Regions from separate parts of the Homo sapiens genome. Here region 2 is linked to region 1. The links are chromatin loops, found by intact Hi-C in ENCODE. Cell type or tissue: HCT116. All regions are shown on one strand. Each heading gives the region's core, and the rest is flanking DNA. Links, peaks and the distances in the headings are about the cores only.

Region 1 (5,373 bases), core at 54-5,053:
GGCATGGAGGCTCACACGGGTAATCCTAGCACTTTGGGTGGCTGAGGTGGAAGGATCTCTTGAGGCCAGTTCCAGGTCAACCTTGGCCACATAGGAAGACTCCGTCTCCGACAACAACAACAAAAAAGGCTGGGCCCGATGGCTGAAGCCTGTAATCCCAGCCATTTGGAAGGCCAAGTCAAGTGGATCACTTGAGGTCAGGAGTTCGAGACCAGCCTGTCCAAAATGGTGAAACCTCGCCTCTATTAAAAAATACAGAAATTAGATGGGTGTGGTGGCGCGTGCCTGTAGTCTCAGCTACTTGGGAGGGAGAGGCATGAGAATCACTTCAACCCGGGAGGCGGAGGCTGCAGTGAGCTGAGGTGGTACCACTGCAGTCCAGCTTGGGCAACAGAGTGGAGACTCCATCTCAAAAAAATAAATAAATAAAATAAATAAATAAATGAAAAGAAAAGAAAAAACATTAGTTAGGCATGGTGGCCTATGCCTGTAGTCCTAGCCACTCGCGAGGCTAAGAGGGGCGTATGGGTTAAGCCTAGATGGGGCCATTGCACTCCAGACTGGGTGACAGAGGGAGAGTCTGTCTCTAACAAAAAAAATTTAAAAAGCATAACAGGAAGTTTCACCTGGGCCGGGGTTGGAAGGTTTATCTAGTTTAGCAGCGAAGTTCTAAGATAAGGTCTGAAATACAATTTACACCTTGTAAAGACGCCACTCCCCTGGCCCAAGCACTAGTTGTAAAAGTCGATTTGATCACAAAGTGACCCTGCGTGGTTGTTTTGGGAGCGCAGTGGCTGAAGGCGAAGGAGGTGGGGGTGTGTCGAGACTTGTGGACCAGGTGACTGCTGAGAAGGAGAAAATAAGCCAGGTACACAACTGCGGAAGAGCTCTCCAGGGTTAGGGGAAGGCTGTGTCCTTGTCACTGCTGTGTGTCCCTGGCTGTACACTCCAATTGTCTGGAGGCGGTGGCGTGTTGGACAGTCCTGGTTGCTGAGTCATGCTAAAACACTGTTGTTTTGACTCACTTTGTGACGTAGGTCTTTCTCACCAGTCAAGAAAATATAATCCGGAGATAGCCTCTGGGCTGGCTTTAGCTCAGCGGTTACTTCGAGTACATTGTAACCACCTCTCTGGGTGGTTCGAGACCCGCGGGTGCTTTCCAGCTCTTTTACTGCTGAAGTTCAGCTCCTTTTCCATGGGGAACCATGGAGAAATGGCTGATTTTAGCACTGGGCAGGAAATACAGAGATGGACAGGGTGCATCTCACAGTGCTAGAAAGTAAGGAAGTGCTTGAAAACCAAAAACAGGCCGGGCGCGGTGGCTCATGCCTGTAATCCCAGCACTTTGGGAGGCCGAGGCGGGCGGATCACGAGGTCAGGAAATCAAGACCATCCTCGCTAACCCGGTGAAACCCCGTCTCTACTAAAAATACAAAAAAATTAGCCGGGTGTGGTGGCGGGCGCCTGTAGCCCCAGCTACTCGGGAGGCTGAGGCAGGAGAATGGCGTGAGCCATTCGGGAGGTGGAGCTTGCTGTGAGCCGAGATCGCGCCACTGCACTCCAGCCTGGGCGACAGAGCAAGACTCCGTATCACAAAAAAAAAAAAAAAAAGAAAAAAAAGAAAAGAAAACCTAAAACAACCAAACTCTTAACTTTAAAAATATTTTTCAATGTTCAGTAATGTTCATGTGTTTGTTGTAACAGTTAATTGTATACTTGTATCTTCTCATCCTTTTTGCCTGAGGCCCAGAGGAGTTTTTCTTTCAAATCTAATGGATGTTCTAAGAGATATCTTTTTTTTTTTATTGGCTGTGTTAATACCTTTTCTCAATACCAGTTATTATATCTTAAGTAAAAGCTCTTCCCTTTGGACATCTTATAATTTAGTTTTTTTCTGATTTTTTTTCCTTCTATTTCTCCTGCTTTTTTACAAACTGTTTTCTTAGTTATTTTGTTCTTTGTCTATTTCTCTTCTGAGTTATTTTTCTGATTCATGGCATTTTTTTCATGTTACCAAATGATTGTTTAAGGTTATCTAATTTAGGTTGGAGTACTGTGTTTCAGTTTTCCGGTTCCATGGTGAGTTTAAAAAAAATACGGACTTTTGGCTGGGCTCGGTGGCTCACGCTTGTAATCCCAGCACTTTGGGAGGCCGAGGCGGGCGGATCACGAGGTCAGGAGATCGAGACCACGGTGCGACCCTGTCTCTACTAAAAATACAAAAAAATTAGCTGGGCGTGGTGGCGGGCGCCTGTAGTCCCAGTTACTCAGAGAGGCTGAAGCAGGAGAATGGCGTGAACCCGGGAGGCGGAGCTTGCAGTGAGCCGAGATTGCGCAACTGCACTCCAGCCTGGGCGACAGAGCGAGACTCCGTCTCAAAAAAAAAAAAAAAAGTATGGATTTTCACTTAAAATTTTTCTATATAATATGTCTGCAATTTTCTGTGCATTTTGTAATATTTTATTTTCCAGTTTCAGCAACTGCAAATGAGGCAGAAGTTTGGGTGCCTTACCAGCTTTCTTAGTTCAAGAGTGCCCTCTTTTGTTGGTAGAACAAAATGCATTTTTCCCCGAAATAGCCCTTTTTTAGAGTGGAGCACCGACTGATGCCTTGTGATTTTGTAATTCTCTTTCATTTCTGTGGGACTCTTAATTTTCTTTTCTTTTTCTTTTTCTTTTTGAGACAGGGTCTATCTCTCTCTCCGAGACTGGAGTGCAGTGGCGCCGTCTCAGCTCACTGGAACCTCTGCCTCAAGCAATCCTCCTGCCTCAGCTTCCTCCTGAGTAGCTGGGACCACAGGTGCGCGCTACCTCGCCTGGCTAAATTTTGTATTTATTTAATTTTATTATTTTATTTAATTTTAATATTTTTGTAGAGACAGGCATCTTGCCATGTTGCCCAGGCTGGTCTCGAGTTCCTGACCTTAAGATATCCGTCCTCCTCAGCATCCCATAATGTTGGTTTACAGCAGTGAGCCACCGCACCCAGCCTGGGACTCTTACTCATTGCTTGCTTCCTTTTTCTTCACCATCAAGCCCTGAAGGGGTACCTTCCCTTCAAGTCGCCTCTTTCCTCCTGCCTTTCCTCTTGCCTTTGCAACATTGCCATGGCCAGTCTCAAACAATTTCACCCCCTTTTAAAATCTGTCTCAGTTCTTTCATCTACCAGATCTCGGACGTATTGTCAGTATTTCTCCACTCAAGATGGGACTCTTTTTCTGGTGGTGGTTTAGCCTTTCTGTGCCATCTTGGCTTCTCTTCTAGAGCATGGCTCTGTAACTGGATCTGCTGGTTTTGGATGTATATACCTGCTTTTATATAAAATGGGGTTTATAATTTTCTCTGTCTGTAAATTATATTGTAGCCATGGATGGTTTTATTCGTTCTCCTTAGTTTTGTTTGTTTATAGGATGTGTGGAGAGATTCAAATTTAGGTAACTGGCGTTATTCTATAGGAATCTGGAAGCCAGAACGTTTGTTTTTGTTTTCCATAAAAAATTTTAATTGTGGTAAAATACACAGAAAACAAAATTTGGCATATGAACCATTTTAAAATGTTCAGCTCAGTGGTGGTAGGTACATTCACACTGTTATGCAACCATCACCACTATCTATCTCCAGGAACTCTTCATCTTTCAAAACTGAAACTCTATACCCATTAACTAATAACTCTCCACCTCCCTCTATCTCTAATCCCTGGCAACTGCCATTCTGCTTTCCGTCTCTATAAATTTGACTACTCTAGGTATCTCATAAAAGTGGAATCACACAGTAGCTGTCTTTTTGTGACTCCTTTATTTCCCTTAGCACAATTTTTTTTTTTTTTGAGACAGAGTCTGGCTTTTTCTCCCAGGCTGGAGTGCAATGGTGCGATCTCAGCTCACTGTAACCTCCGCCTCCCGGGTTCAAGCGATTCTCCTGCCTCAACCTCCCCAGTAGCTGGGATTACAGACGCCCACCACCACGCACGGCTAATATTTGTATTTTTAGTAGAGACGGGTTTGGCTATGTTGTCCAGGCTGGTTTCGAACTCCTGACCTCAGGTGATCCACTCACCTCGGCCTCCCAAAGTGCTGGGATTACAGGCGTGAGCCACTGCACCCGGCCAGCACAATGTTCTTAAGGTTCATCCATGTTGTATCATGTACCATAATTTCATTCCTTTTTAAAAAGGATAAATAATATGCTATTGTATGTGAATACTACAATGGAATATTATTAAAACGGAATATTTTGTTTAGCCATCATCCATCGATAGACATTTGGGTTGTTCTGACCTTTTAGCTATTATGAACGATGCTGCTATGAACATAAGTGTACGAATTTCTATTTGAGTTTCTGCTTTCAATTCCTTTGGGTATATACCAGAAGTGGAATTGCTGGATTATATGGTAATTCTATTTTTAGCTATTTAAGTGACTGCCATACTGTTTTCCATAGCAGCTGTATCATTTTACATTCCCACCAATAGTGCAGAAATGCTTCAATTTCTCCACATCTTCACTAACACTTATTCTCTCTCTCTCTCTGAGTGTGTGTGTGTGTGTGTGTGTGTATGTGTGTGTTATTGATAGTAGCTATCCTGAAGGGTGTGAGGTTGTGTCTCCTGTGGCAGCTCATTTGATTTTAATCTCTCTTAATTATTAGTGTATTTAAAACTGTAAGTTTGCCTTTAAATACTGCTTTATTTGTAGTACACAAATTCTGTCATGTAGTGTTTCATTCACTTCTAAGTGTTTTATAAGCTGAGTCTGATCTAGTAATATGTTATTTATTTTCCAAGTAAGTGGGATTTTATTTTAGCAATTGTTTTTACAAATGTTAATTTCAGAATGCATTGTAGTAGGAGAACATTGTCTGAATGGGATTGGATCTTTGGAATTTATTGATGCTTCCTTTATGGCCTAATACATGGTCTATTGTTGTAAGTGTTATATGTATATTCAAAAAGAGTGCCTGTTTATTTTGGTTCTACATATTTTTAAAAATGTTTTTCATTTCAGCTCATTCATATCCATACTATTTTCAGTTCTATGTGATCTACAGTTCTTAGAGATGCATGTTAAAACATTTCCAACTACAATTGGTGATTTATGTATTTTTTCCTGTTTGTTTGATATAGTTCAAGATTGTATATTGGATGCATGTATGCTTATGATGATTGTATCAATTTTCTACAGTTAATTAATTAAGCATTTTAACACTGTGAGATAAACATGCAGAAAGTTTATGAGGTATATACGTAAATTTAAATACTTATAAAATGAATCCATATAATCACTACTATATAATCCATATAATCACTACTAAGGATAAGAAAACGTTGCCAACATTCCAGAAACCCTGTATCTCTCTTTTGATTTTCACAACCCCT
Region 2 (5,373 bases), core at 321-5,320, 280 kb after region 1:
TTTAGGACAAATTATCTTGCTGTAATTTAAGCCTTCATATTCCTTTTTTATAAAATAAATATGCTTTAAATATGTATTTAGATATACACTTATAATAATAGCTTTAATTAATTGTAATTAAATCATTTAAAATTAAATACATGCAAAATACCCCATAAACTGTCTAATCCATAATAAGCAATCAATAGTCCTTAAACAAATGAATCTTCTGTTGCTCTGATCTTAATAAGTAAAATTTAACGAGTTTTTACTTTGCACCATGCACTTATGCTATGTGCTGTATAAGGATAGTTACATTTAATCTATAAATCAACCCTATGGGGCGGGCACTCTTATGAACTTTTTTTACGGATGAAAACTGAGGCCCAGAGATATGAAATAATTTGCCAAACATCACCATAATTTACATGATGTAGCCAGGTTTAAGCCTACTATTCTGATTACAGAGCCTAAGATCCTACAGAGAACAGGGAGTATATTTTTACATTCCCTTGTTTCCATGGAAAAGTCTTTCCACTGTCAATTGAAGGACTAAGCAGCAGCGGGGAAGTGCTGGAAATGCTAGCCCAGGTGGGCTTAGCTTTCTCCCTCTCTCTCTGATCCTGGACAGGATTTGGGTTTCAGACCACGATTCTCCTGTGTTTTGTGGGCTGTGATTACTCAGATTAGGTTTGCCCAATTCATAAAGGACTGGCGGGGGTTGGGGGTGAAGGTGTGGGAGAAGGCGGAGCTTGTCCAGTCGGTCCAACAAACCCCACAGATGGCGAAATAGGGGGCGGGGAAGGAGCTTGAGATATTTTACAACCTGGGCTGTTTCAGTGGTTGATGGCGGATGGTTTTTGCCTTTTGGTCAGCCTGAGTATATACTATCATTCTACAATCGGCCAAATTCTGACAGAGAGGGAGACAGAGAGAGAGGTTGATTAAATTGATGCCCAAAACCAAGAAGGAGCAAAGAAATCGGGGCTGTTTGAAAAAGACTGCAGTGGCTGACTTGGGTGGTGAGCGGAAATAAGGAGGAGGGAGAGGCGGGGTGTCTCTGCGCGGAAAGCCTGGAAGTTCACTTGCAAACACAGAATCTGCACAGCCTTCGGTGCCCTGACTCTTTCCTGGGCATCCAGAGGCAGCAGCAGCCGCCAGCGCCAAAGAACGAGCAGTCCAGGGGCTGGGCCGGAAACGGCTATAATCATTTAATAGCCTTTGCCGGCTGCACTGACTTAGCAGAGTGGGCGGTAGGCAGGCTCCAGAGTGCTGTCTGGCAAGATAGTCCCCGGCTTTAATCAAAATGATGGGTTTTCTGGAAGCTCTTTATTAACCTCAGCACTGAAATCCCAGAGCTGGTAACAAAGGGATGAATGGGGAGCAAAGGGGCGGGGCCGAAACCTGGAGGCCGGGCTGCATCCGCACCCCTTCCCCCACCTCCACTCCTTTCAACTCATTCTGGCTTAGGGCTCCTGCTGGCATCTCTGTGCCTCCCAAATAGTAGTAACAAAACAGGCAATAACCATAATAATTGGCACATTTGTATAACGCTTTAGCATTTTCAAAGGATGACCTTGTTATACAGCTCAGGATCTGAGTCTCCTAGCTGGAGTCAGACTCCCTAGATTTGAGTCCCAGGATCCACCAGTTAGTGACCATGTGACCATTAGTCCTTAGTCCCCTCATCTATAAAACAGACACATAACACAGACAGAGATACTAGAAATGTCTACTTCATAGGGCTCTTGTCAGGACCAAAACCTATACGACGTGCAGATTTGTTTAACTCTGTTGCACACACATAGGAAGGGCACAGTAAATGTTAACTACATCGACAACCCTGTGATGTAGACAGGAAGGGGATCATCTCCATTTTATGGATGAGGAAACTGAGGCTCAGAGATATTTATGTAAATGGCCCAGGACTATGCACTAGTGAGAGAACCAGGGCAAGTCCTCAAGAACAGAAAGAGAACAAAGCAAGATGAAGAGAAGATCAGAAAAGTGAACACCCTCCAACACCCTCCAGCACATGCCCCTCTGAGAGCTTTCCTGAAAATAGTATCCTTGGTCAAAATGAGTTTATGTTCTATTAGGGAAAGTCAGTGTAAATCAGAAAAGCCCTCCTGGCCTTAACAGAACAGTTCCAAATGCAGATGAGGGTGAGTTTAACAGGCCTGGCATTTGCTTCACAATCTTCTGGCCCTTTCCTGGCATTTGCCTTGGCAAAGACTCTGACCTGATCAATCCTAGTCCCTGAGGCTCAACTCCATCAACTCAGGCAGCCAGGGTTAGTTTAGCATGAAAGAGGAAAGCTGGAAATTTTGCCAAAAAGATTCCTGGGCAGTGCCTAAGGGAAGTGCCCAAATTGGATTATAGGATTACATGAAGTGGCCAGCTACTTCCAGAGGGCAGGGTTTTTTGTTTGTTTGCTCTGTCACCCAGGCTGGAGTGCAGTGGTGCAATCTCAGCTCACTGAAACCTCCGCCTCCCGGGTTCGAGTGATTCTTATGCCTCAGCCTCCCAAGTAGATGAAATTACAGGCGTGCACCACCACAGTCTCGCTAATTTTTATAGTTTTAGTAGAGATGGGGTTTCACCATGTTCCCTAGGCTGGTCTTGAACTCCTGGCTTCAAGTGATCCACCTGCCTCAGACTCCCAAAGTGCTGGGATTTTAGATGTGAGCCACCATTCCCGGCCCCAGAGGGCAGTTTTTAAAGTAGAAGTGAAGATCTGTATGCATTTATTAAAATATATGTTGTTCTGATTTTAAAATATATCCCTACCAATTGTGAAGATATCGGCTAATCCAATAAAAAAGCAAAACCATATTTTGTATAATTATGGTCGTATTCTGTTAAATAAACTTTTAAATCCTATTGGGTTGTAATCTGTAGTCTGGGAAGGGCTCTGCCTAACGATTCAGACCCCTACCAGATTTATATGTGTCTGAAATCCTCCTTCTAGCCTCTTAACAGGCCCATTCATTTGGGTCTTGACTGCATCCTCAGTCTTGTCTTTGCCTGAGGGTGAGCTAGGACCCTGGGAGCATAAGGGAGGGGACTTGCCGGAGATCCTAGAAGGGAAAGGAGGCAGCACTGAAAGAAGAAACATTTCCTTGATTGATCATTTGCTGATACTGGCCCCTGGTTGGGGTTAGGGGTAGAAATGTGCTTCTTCCGTTTTCATCTTCTTCAAAAGGGAGTATCTCCATGATTCTGCCCCAAAGGCATGACATTTTATAGGCAAAGCCAGCCAAGTGTCTTGAGTGCTCTTAACCAAAAGGAATTCAGATTAGGAGGTCAGTCAGTGTTTGTCAGATCCTTAAGCTTTTGTTTTACTGGAATGAGTCACAGTCTACATGCTGCTGAGCTCTCAGAGATGTTTGTTTTATACAACAACCAGAACAGGTGAGGCACAGTGGTCTGTGAGGGACTGGAGAGACCACACCTTGTTCTGCTCTGCGGAAGCTGGACATGTGGAGGAGGCACCTGACTAGATCTCTGCCTCCTGGAGTTTAGGCTGAGTCATATAGAACCAGGAAGCTCAGTGACATGTTAAAGTGGATTAACTCTTGGCAGTCCTGCTGTGAGGGGCTCCCTCTGCCAATACACACAGCCATTAATGTCCTTTAACTGTGCAAGATGAACATATCTCTGTGTTCTGCATCTCCAGATGACAGTGCTTAGGCCTCATGCAGAGTCCTGGTTATGGTTGAAGAAAAATTTCCATTTTGGGCTCTGAGGGCAACTAAAGGACTGTGGAGTGGTGCTGAAACCCAGTTTTAGGTGCCGAATCAGAGGTTTTTAAATACATTTCTCTCTTTTGTCTCAGTCTCTTAGAGACAGGACCTGTATTTTAAAGGTAAACAGGCAGATTCTGGCTGAGCTCAATTGCAGATTTGATTAACTTAGATAGATCAAAGTCATTAGTCTCAGAGAAAAAATTTGTTTCTCATCCCTAAAGTGCTATTGTGTCAGCTCTGCCAGGGTGTAAGGAAAAGGGTTTGGAAGAGAGAAGAAAATTTCTTACCCTCTCTCGTCACTGCCTGCTGTAAATTTGCAGTATCATTATCTTGGTCTCCTAAGCCCTGAGAGCTGCATTATATATAATTGCCCATATGTGATACCATTTACTGAATTCTTGCATTGTGCTAAGGATCAAGCTTAGTACTTTACATGCATTACATCATTGTCTTTAGGGACCCCAAAAGTGCCTCATTGGAGAGTTGTTTGGTCTGCTAAAGAGTGGGTACCACTTTCACTTCTCACATCAGTCCTTTCATTCATTCATCCAGCAAGTATTTACTAAACACCTGTTATGGGCCAGGAATTGTGCTAGGCACTGGTGATACATTGGTGAATAAACAGATACATTTTTTGCCTTTGTGAATCTTACAGTGGTAGAGAATAATAGGCCAAGGGGGTGCTGCTTGGCTAGGAATGTCATAGAATGCCTTTCCAAGGAGGTTACATTTAATACAGACTTGAAGAGTGAGGAGTCATGCTAAGAATGGATGAGAGGCTCACGCCTGTAATCCCAGCACTTTGGGAGGCCGAGACGGGCGGATCATGAGGTCAGGAGATCGAGACCATCCTGGCTAACACGGTGAAACCCCGTCTCTACTAAAAATACAAAAATTAGCCGGGCATGGTGGCGCGTGCCTGTAGTCCCAGCTACACAGGAGGCTGAGGCAGGAGAATGGCGTGAACCCGGGAGGCGGAGCTTGCAGTGAGTCGAGATCGCGCCACTGCACTCCAGCCTGGGCGACAGAGCGAAACTCCGTCTCAAAAAAAAAAAAAAAAAAAAAAAAAAAAAAGAATGGATGAGAAATCATTCAAGACAAAAGCAAACCAGATGTGTAAAGATCCTGAGGCAAAAACAACTCCAAGGAGCCAGGTATGGTGGCCTGTAGTCCCAGCCACTTGGGAGGCTGAGACAGGAGGGTCGATTGAGTCCAGGAGTTTGAGGTTACATCAAGCAATGATTGCACCACTGCACTTCAGCCTGGTTGACAGAGTGAGAACCTATCTCTAACAAACAACAATAAAAAAACAATTCCAAAGAGTGTTTGAGGATCTGAAAGAAGGCCTGTATGGTTGGAGTATAATAGTAAGAGGGAGATTTGTAGATGAGAGTGGAGAAGAAATAAAAATCAGATTATTGAAGGGACTTATGTATCATGGTAAGGAGTTTTTTTTTTTTTTCTCAAGGCAGTAGAAAGCTTAAGCAGAGGAGTGATATAATCTGATTTATATTTTTAAAAGAGTTTGCTATATGTATGTTATGCCTCATTTTTTTTTAAATTTTTTATTTTTAGATGGAGTCTTGCTCTGTTGCCCAGGCTGGACTGCAGTGGCACGATCTCAGCTCACTGCAAGCTCCACTTC

Evidence for each region. Hi-C counts contacts between places; a loop is a spot of excess contacts. Peaks named below come from ENCODE experiments on the same cell type or tissue, not always from the same donor. Only the 100,000 strongest peaks of a DNase experiment are listed, where the experiment ranks them.
Region 2: it touches region 1 in a loop (2.7-fold over the local background); 3 of 110 quality-filtered maps call a loop at or near these places.

Annotation. Positions count from the first base shown.
Region 1 is chr5:140,717,844-140,723,216 of GRCh38, forward strand. The region is part of intron 1 of LOC105378198 (a long non-coding RNA gene); the gene reads left to right. It also overlaps VTRNA1-2. Among named protein-coding and RNA genes, the nearest start is that of ZMAT2, 20 kb to the left of the region's middle. RefSeq lists an enhancer at 853-962. In HCT116, for the core only: a CTCF peak has its summit at 2,559 (motif pointing left); DNase peaks (open chromatin) are centred at 1,088, 2,024, 2,255 and 2,528; H3K4me3 peaks cover 1,474 bases; H3K27ac peaks cover 2,427 bases.
Region 2 is chr5:141,000,930-141,006,302 of GRCh38, forward strand. All of the region lies in intron 3 of PCDHA1 (protocadherin alpha 1), which reads left to right. All of the region lies in intron 3 of PCDHA2 (protocadherin alpha 2), which reads left to right. The region is part of intron 3 of PCDHA3 (protocadherin alpha 3); the gene reads left to right. All of the region lies in intron 3 of PCDHA4 (protocadherin alpha 4), which reads left to right. It also overlaps PCDHA5, PCDHA6, PCDHA7, PCDHA8, PCDHA9 and PCDHA10, and 7 more genes. Among named protein-coding and RNA genes, the nearest start is that of PCDHAC2, 37 kb to the left of the region's middle. RefSeq lists enhancers at 404-998, 999-1,592, 1,593-2,186, 3,375-3,967. In HCT116, for the core only: no CTCF peak of the experiment used is centred there; DNase peaks (open chromatin) are centred at 772, 1,132 and 3,402; H3K4me3 peaks cover 2,464 bases; H3K27ac peaks cover 4,140 bases.